Linked DNA regions of Homo sapiens: region 1 is linked to region 2. A link is an interaction called in ENCODE POLR2A ChIA-PET data of the cell type or tissue named here. Cell type or tissue: HepG2. All regions are shown on one strand. Links, peaks and the distances in the headings refer to the core of each region. The heading gives the core; the rest is flanking DNA.

Evidence for each region. ChIA-PET counts read pairs that join two places held together with the same protein. Peaks named below come from ENCODE experiments on the same cell type or tissue, not always from the same donor. Only the 100,000 strongest peaks of a DNase experiment are listed, where the experiment ranks them.
Region 1: POLR2A ChIA-PET joins it to region 2 with 5 read pairs; 3 of 35 experiments call an interaction of 5 or more read pairs at or near these places.

Annotation. Positions count from the first base shown.
Region 1 is chr20:5,150,449-5,154,839 of GRCh38, forward strand. The region is part of intron 1 of CDS2 (CDP-diacylglycerol synthase 2); the gene reads left to right. Among named protein-coding and RNA genes, the nearest start is that of CDS2, 26 kb to the left of the region's middle. In HepG2, for the core only: no CTCF peak of the experiment used is centred there; DNase peaks (open chromatin) are centred at 403, 1,969, 2,633 and 3,553; H3K4me3 peaks cover 1,082 bases.
Region 2 is chr20:5,093,095-5,097,485 of GRCh38, forward strand. It overlaps a transcript of TMEM230 not described here. Among named protein-coding and RNA genes, the nearest start is that of TMEM230, 18 kb to the right of the region's middle. In HepG2, for the core only: no CTCF peak of the experiment used is centred there; no DNase peak of the experiment used is centred there.

The DNA.
Region 1 (4,391 bases), core at 183-4,182, 57 kb after region 2:
CCCACGGGTTGGCCAAAGAGCCCCTAACACAGGGAAGACTTGCAAGTTTCTCAGGGTCAGCCAGCAGGGCCATGAGGAGTGGGGCAGCCCTTGCCTTACTTTGTACCCAGTCTCGGAGAGAAGGGGAGGTGACAGGGGCCACTGGGTTCCATGGGGCCTGCAGGCCGAAAGCAAGGGCACCCTGGAGCAGTGCAGGCCTGTGTGGCACAGTGCCCTCATCCCGAGGCCCAACTCAGCCCCAGCCCCAGCCTCTGCTGTGGAGCATTCCTGACGCTCCCACCCCATTTCCTCATCTCTGTCTCCTCTCTAGGCTTCTTTGGAAATTGACTGTCCAAACCCTCATTAGGTGCTGTCTCCTCAGCAGATGGTCTCTGGAGTCAGGTTCTTTGTCTTCGATTTCTGTAGCTCCCACGTGATTCAGTAAAGGCATGCTGATTCATCATAGGGTTCCTGGCAGAAGGGCAAAACTATCAGGGGAACAAAGTAGCCAGAGATCACATGCGGAGCCACCTTCTGACTTGGTCAAGAACTCCTTGCTGGTCAGACCTGGCTGTTCCTAGCACGTATGGTTGTCAGGAGGTTGAGTTGGTACTAAATCAGCTGTGAAGATTAGCAACTGCCTGGGCAGTGAGAACCAGGCCTCTGGTTTCGGGAGGAATTTGTTGTGCAGCAAAATAAAATATTGCCATGTTAGTGTTTATTTTTAGTGTTGAAATGCCACCTTAAGTTGACAGTGTTAATGCTACATTGACATATGATATACTTAGTATCAGTCCCAATATTTCATTAAAAAGTACTTAGAATTTATAAAACTGAAAAAGTAAAACTGATGCAAGTGTACCAAGTTTGGACACATTAGAGAATATCAAGTAAAAATCAAATTTGATACAAATTAAACGCACAACATAAATTACCATTCCTGTGTAAGTTAGTAGATAAAAATTAATGTTTACTAAGATGTACTAAATTACATTTACTTCATTTACTACATTTAATTCAAAGTTAAAACTAAGATTTAAAATGCAGTGATCAGTGGGCAAGGTGGTATGTACCTGTAGTCTCAGCTACTTGGGAGGCTGAAGTGGGAGGATTGCTTAAGCCCAAGAGTTCGAGTCCAGCTTGGTAAGATAGCAGGATCCCATCTCTTAAAAAAAAAATAAATAAAATTTTTGTAGAGGTGGGGTCTTGCTGTGTTGCTCAGGTTGGTCTCGAACTCCTGCCTCAAGCAGTCCTTCTGTCTGCACCTCCCAAAGTGCTGGGATTTTAGGCATGAGCCACCATGCCTGGCCTAGACTCCATGTCTTTTTTTTTTTTTTTTTTTTTTTTTTTTTTTGAGACGGAGTTTCGCTCTTGTTGCTCAGGCTGGAGTGCAATGGTGTGATCTTGGCTCGCCACAACCTCTGCCTCCCAGGTTCAAGCAATTCTCCTGCCTCAGCCTTCTGAGTAGCTGGGATTACAGGTATGTGCCACCATGCCCCGCTAATTTTGTATTTTTAATAGAGACAGGGTTTCTCCATGTTGGTCAGGCCAGTCTTGAACTCCCGACCTCAGAAGATCCGCCTGCCTCAGCCTCCCAAAGTGCTGGGATTATAGGCGTGAGCCACTGCGCCTGGTCTGACTCCATGGCTTTTTAAAAAAAAAAAAAACAAAAAAACAAAAACAGGCAATGATCTTTTAAAATACGCATCGTTGGTGACATTGATACAAGTATATTTTTGTTCAAGTTTTTTTTTCTTTTTTTCCTGGTGCTGATAAACTAACTAGGAGTAGGGGAGTGATGAGAGCACTGAACTGCAACTCATTCCTCTTAAGCTTTCATCTCTAAAGAATCCCACCCTTTTGTTTGATAACTTTAAGGATTTCTTTTTTTGGCCAAGATTGCAGCCTTTTAATTGCTAGTGTCCTATGGTTTTTGTTTCAAAGACAGCATTTCCTGTTTATCTTGGTGTACTTTCGTTTCATCTTTAGTTTGGATACTCTTTGAACTGGCATAAGAATTAGTCTCCAGGCAGGCCAGGTACGGTGGCTCACGCCTGTAATTCCAGCACTTTGTGGGGCCAAGGCGAGTGGATCACTTGAGATCAGGAGTTCGAGACCAGCCTGGCCAACATGGTGAAACCCTGTCTCTACTAAAAATACAAAAAATTAGCCAGGCATGGTGGCACACACCTGTAATCCCAGCTACTCGGGAGGCTGAGGCAGGAGAATTGCATGAACTCGGGAGGCGGAGGTTGCAGTGAGCCAAGATTGCGCCATTGCACTCCAGCCCGGGTGACAAAGTGAGACTCTGTCTCTCACACACACGCACACACACATGAATTAGTCTCTAGGCAGAAACTTTGCTTTATTGATTGGTTTTCTTCCTCCTCTTGAGGATTATGGAGGAAAAGAGGAAGCCTTTTAAATGAGGACAGCTTGGTGTGGGTAAGTCTCAAAATATAAGTGGAGTAACTGGAAAAGCATGCCATTTAGTATGCATTTGTACCACACGGGCATTGTTGCTTTGTGTTTTAGGTTCTCATCTGTAAAAGGTCAGCAATACTATATCTCCTGTCCCTCCTGTTTTGTCCCACAATAATAGCCGGCTTTTGTGTAGTTTAGTTTACAATATTTTGTCTGGATTGTCTTGGGGCCTTTGGGGCTAGTTTTGAACTTTGATCCACAGGAGTAAATACAACTTACAGTGTGTCCCAATACCACCTTGCATGCACAGATCACTTGGAAACAAAAGTTTCAGGAAGCAGTACTTACTGTTTGTGATATATTCGGAAGTTTTCTTTTCTGTTTGAGTCTATCTTATACTTTTTATGTACACTTTTTATTAAAGTATAACATATGTATAGAGTGCGTACATATCATATTTTTACAATGACTTTTCATAAAGTAAGCACATCTCTGCAATCAAGATAAAGCAAAATGGCACCAGTCCCAGGGAAGCGTCTCTCCTGATGTCTCCTAATCACTGCTCCCCTCAGGGGAGCCACTAGCCTGACTTCTGGCTCCATATCTTATTTTATATTTTGCTAGTTGTGACCCACTGAATTGATTTCAAGACCCGGTAGGTCTCAACCTATAGTTTAAACAACACAACCTTGTTTTATTTTCCCAATAACTCTTAGGAATTCCTTTTTATGGATGAAAAAGCTAAGGCCCAGTGGTCAGATTTCTCCCAAGATCGTATAGCTTGTACTGTTTGCTTTTTCCCATGCATTTGAGCTACTCTTCTTCCTGAGATGAGGAATGACTTGCTTTGGAAAGACAGTTGCAGCCCTTTTTGTTTTATGTCTTGTTTATCACTCTCCCTTAATGTGTTTACAAGATTGATATTCATTATTAATGTAGCTTTAGTGAGTTCCTGATCTTACCATTCTTAAGTACTGAGAATGTTTTTGGTTTGTGTTTTTGTGACTGAGTCAGAGACATTTGCTTTTGCTTTGGAGGTTTGTGGCTTGGAAACTTTCATGATATTTGTCTTTGGCCTCCCCCTAATAGGATGAAGCTCTTCAGGTGGCATGCAGGTATGACAAATGATGACTGTGCACAGCTTCCCACCTTCATTCACTGTGCTGACCTGCAGTTCCTTCCTTGCCTGTAGGCTTTTCCTATAGAGAGATTTCTTTCCACCCCGTTCCCACCTCATGTCTCCCTTAGGCTCCAGAATACCTATGTGGAGGGCCTGAGTGCTAAGCTGTCCTGTCATCTGCAAGCTTGTCTGATTGTGAGATTGTTGTTCCCAGCCAGCACCTCTGGGAGTAGAAGTCCCATAGCCCATACCTGGAAACTTTTTCCCCAGTTGCCGAGCCTGGAGGCTCTCTTGGGCTGTGAAGTGTTCACTGGCTGTGGTAGTTCACAGCCGAGGCTTTCATTCTAAGAGCCTTGACCTTCTGGGTTCACCACCCTTGGTAGTTCTCTGCCTCTCTGGGAGAGAGGCAGCTTGGAAACACTGTCAGGGCAAGTGTGTCCCAGGCTGTGTTGTAGGCCATGGGGATATAGCAGTGAATAAACAAAGTCTCTTCCACTCTGAGCATTCGTCCAAATGGAGGAGATAGACAAATGTGCAGTCATTTCAGGTGGTAGTGATGTTAGAAGAATAAAACTGGTTTTTCTTAATAGGATGTAGCCTTTTGAAGTGCCAGTGTCTGAAGGAGCATTCCAGTGTGCTGTCCAGTTGGCACAAAGGACAGATGTCTTTTTGTTTGTTTGTTTGTTTGTTTTATGAGACAAGGTCTTAGTCTGTCACCCAGGTGGGACTGCAGTAGTGTGATCTTGGCTCACTGCAGCTTCCACCTCCCGGGCTCAAGAGATCCTCCCACCTCAACCTCCCGAGTAGCTGGGACTACGGGTGCGTGCCACTACACTCATTTAATTTTTGCATTTTTAGTAGAGATGTG
Region 2 (4,391 bases), core at 177-4,176:
ACCCTAAAGACACCACCAAAAACCTGTTAGAACTAAATAAAGTTGTAGGATACAAACGTTAACATATAAAAATCAGTAGTGTTTCTATACATTAACGAAGAACTATTCAAAGAAAAAAAAGAATAAGAAAACCTCCATTTTATTTCCTATTTTATTTTAATTTTGTTATTTTGTAGAGAGAGGGTCTATGTCGCCCAGGCTGGAGTGCAGTGGTGCAATTTTGGCTCACTGCAACCTCCACCTCCTGGGCTCAAGCTATCCTCCCATCTCAGCCTCCTGAGTAACTGGGACTACAGGCACATGCCACCATACCTGGCTAATTTTTTTGTAGAGATGGGGTTTTGCCATGTTGCCCAGGCTGGTCTTGAACTCCTGGGCTCACGCAATCTGCCTGCCTCAGCCTCCCAACGTGCTGGGGTTACAGGCATGAGCCACTGCGCCTGATTTATTTATTTATTTAGAGATGGAGTCTTGCTCTGTCGCCCAGGCTGGAGTGCAGTGGCACCATCTCGGCTCACTGCAACCTCCACCTCCCGGGTTCAAGTGATTCTCATGCCTCAGCCACCCGACTAGCTGGGATTACAGGAGTACACCACCATGCCTGGCTGATTTTTGTATTTTTAGTAGAGACACAGGGTTTGCCATGTTGGCCAGGCTGGTCTTCAGCTCCTGGCTTCAAGTGATGTGACTGCCTTGGCCTCCCAAAGTGCTGGGATTACAGGCATGTGACACTGCACCCAGCCTAAAAGGTCCCATTTATCAAAGCTATATAAAATGTAAAATACTTAGAAATAACTCTGATATCCCAAAACAGGGGAAACTTGGAGCGATCAACAAATCCGATCAGTGAGCTTTTTTTTTCCCCTTTTTCCTTTGTGAGATGGAGTCTCGCTCTGTCGCCCAGGCTGGAGTGCAGTGGCACAATCTTGGCTTGGCTCACTGCAACCTCTGCCTCCCGGGTTCAAGCGATTCTCCTGCCTCAGCCTCCTGAGTAGCTGGGATTACAGGCACGTGCCACCATACCTGGCTAATTTTTGTATTTTTAGTTGAGACGGCGTTTCACCATGGTGCTCAGGCTGGTCTCGAACTTTTGACCTCATGATCCGCCTGCCTCGGCCTCCCAAAGTGCTGGGATTACAGGCGTGAGCCACCGTACCTGGCCTTTTTAAGTGACAAGGTCTCACTCTGTTGCCCAGGCTGGAGTCCAGTGGACCATCACAGGTCACTGTAGCTTCAAACCCTGGGCTCAACTGATCCCATCTCAGCTTCCTGAGTAGCCAGGATTACAGACACACACCACCACACCTGGCTAATTTTTAAAAAAAAATTTTTGGCCAGGCATGGTGGCTCACGCCTGTAATCCCAGTACTTTGGGAGGCTGAGGCGGGAGGATCACGAGGTCAGCAGTTTGAGACCAGCCTGGACAACATGGTAAAACCCCATCTCTACTAAAAATACAAAAATTAGTCAGGCGTGGTGGCACGTGCCTGTAATCCCAACTACTCAGAAGGCTGAGGTAGGAGAATAGCTTGAACATGTGAGGCAGAGGTTGCAGTGAGCTGAGATCCCGCCACGGCACTCCAGCCTGGGACAGAGCTAGACTCCATCTCAAAAAAAAAAAAAAAAAAAAAAAATTTGTACATCTGCTGCCCAGGCTGGTCTCGAACTCTTGGCCTCAAGGGATCCTCCCACCTTGGCCTCCTAAGTAGTTAGGACTACAGTTGCTCGCCACCATGCCCAGTGCCATCAGTAAGCTAAGGCTTACACTTTTCTGATCACAGCTACAGGGACAGCTGGTCTTACTGCCCAGGTTCCTCATGGTCACCTCCTATTTCCTAATGTAAGTCATCTCCTCACAACTACGGGCAAAGGGGCACTGCTTTTCTTCAACTCTACCAGGCCACAGACCCTCCCAGGATGTGCTGGTGATTTTGCTGCTGCCATTAGTTCAGCTGTGGGGCAAAAGCAGCGCGGTGGATGGTGGTCTCAGGGCAAACTCTGTAGACATTAATTCTAGAGAAAACCCTCTGGAAGGATTAGCATCTTAGCCAAGAAACTTTAACCCTCAGGTTGGAGCATTTTCTAGTTGGCTCTTCTTGTGTTAGTGAGAGGAATGAAAGAACGGAGGCATTAGAGACCCACGGATGGAGGCAAGCCAGCACCTCCAGTGTTCGGAGTAAACTCCTGAGGCACCAGGCCTGCCTCCCACAGAAATCGAAAGAAAACCTATCCTGCCTCTCACTGGGTCATAAATTACACATCGTCCCCTTCCCTGAGCCTTCAGGGAACCGAAGCATGTTCCACTCCTGCCACCGACCTTCCTCATCTTTGGGACTCCTGTCTCGATTTCTCACTGATCACAAAAAATGATCTTCACAAAGTCTTCCTGCATTGTTTCTCTGCCATTTCTATGAAGCTTCTGCAGACTTTGGGAGTTACTGTCTTAGCTAGAGAATAATAGTGGATCAAAGAGGACAGACTATACCCTCTAAGTGCCCCCACACCCAGGGCCACCCATTGGCACTGCCTGAGGAGGTCCAGTCTCAAGGTGAGGAGATGGACTAGGAGGGAAACTGGGCCCCCATCAGTCAGCGCTTCTCAGACACTGACATGCAACTAACAGGTAGGGTTCTTGACATACAGGGCTCTTGCTACAATGCAGATACCGATTTAGGAGAGGAGCCCAAGATTCTGCATTTCAAATTTCCCAAGTGATGTTGATGCTGCCGGTCCACAGACCAGACTGCATTTGCATAGCAAGGAGCAAGACTGAGGGGAGGTGAAAAAATAGAGGAAAAACAAGCTCCATGAGAGGCGATCTGATGATGCTCCAGATCTAAAACCTCTTGTCTTCAAGGACTTCCCTGCAGGGCCTTTCACTTTTTCCAGAGGATTGGAGCACACAGCCTTCCAGGCCCAGCCACATGCTGGTAAAGGGCCAGGGGCCTGAGACCTCCTCACACCCTCCGTCAGCAGCTGTCAGGGAGAGGAGCCCTGCCTGGGCTGGCAATCAACCCTCGCTCCTGCCGCTGGCTCTGGGGTGGTTCTGCCATGGAACAGCAGGTTCAAGATGGCAACAGGGTAACAGATGGTCTCTCTTCCCTCCACCTCTGCCTCATCCCAGGCTCTGCTCCCTGAAGCCAAAGCAGTGATCCTCTTTACTTTCTCAAACAGCAGCTTACTTTGTGCCAGGCTGTGTGAACCACCATCTGGAACTGTTTTTATTTAATCCTCACAATCACCTTGTGAGGTAGGAATTGTTCTATCCCCACTTTAGAAGGAAACTGAGGCCCCATCACTGAACTACATACCTGTGAGGCCAGGAGCCTATGGGACTGAATCTAGGAGAGAAGCCTCAGGATAGGAACTTAATGAAAAATCAAGGCAACTAAGGTGCATTGATTGGTATAGGACCCTTCAAAGGTAAGCAGAAAGCCAGTGCTGTTACTGTCCTTCTACCAGGTTCCCTTACCATACACCAGTGGCAGGAGGTTCTCCTGTGCCAGCTGGTACAGGTAGGTCATGAACTGGGCTCCTTGGCCTGGGCAGAGGGTGCCAGGCAGAGGCATGACTGACCAGGCAGCACCAACTGTGTGAAGAGCAGCTGGCCTGCTAGGCAGCTGGTGGAAGGCCATTTAGGAGTCTGACGTAAATGTAGGTAGGTACTTGCCTACCTATCCATACCTCAAAGGAACATGGTGTCCTGGGATGGAAATGCACACGATTCCAGCTCTTCATTTGATAAACCTAAGTGCCCACAAGCACTGTGCTAGGCTTTGTGGGAGGGTTTAAAACACAGTCTTTGCCCTTAGTGAGGAAAATTAGCATGCTGGATATAAAAGAGTGGTGGAAACTTTAGTGAACTGGAGAATGCTACTCAGCTAAAACTTGTACTACCTTACTTTAGTTGGCTGGAGCCTCTCTGCAATGAAGGACTACCTGATTTTTCAAGTCCCAAATCAAGATCATGTGAACATTTCCCTTTTTAGAAACGAAAAGAACTTGGGGATAGGTGGTCAGAAAATAAAATGGAACAATTCAAAAAATAAATCCTCAAACGCAGGCCAACATGTGGCTGCTAGTTTGCAACCTGTGCTCCTCATTACCCCAGTCCTATATTTTCCTGTTGTACCTCCAGCACCTCACAATTCCTGGCAGAACAGAAGTGCCTCTGGTATGACCACGTGAAGCTCAACCAAGAGACCCACCAGAGTGGCAACGGATCTGAAATTTCCATCATATGCAGAACAGCTGAAGCAACTGGAGAGGGTTTTTAGCCTTGGAAATGACTAACAGGAGGCATAAGAGTTGTTGCAAATAAGAACATCCTTTAAAAAAGTTAGGATATATAGTCTGGTCAACACTTTGGAGTGGGGAGGAGGTTACTTTCA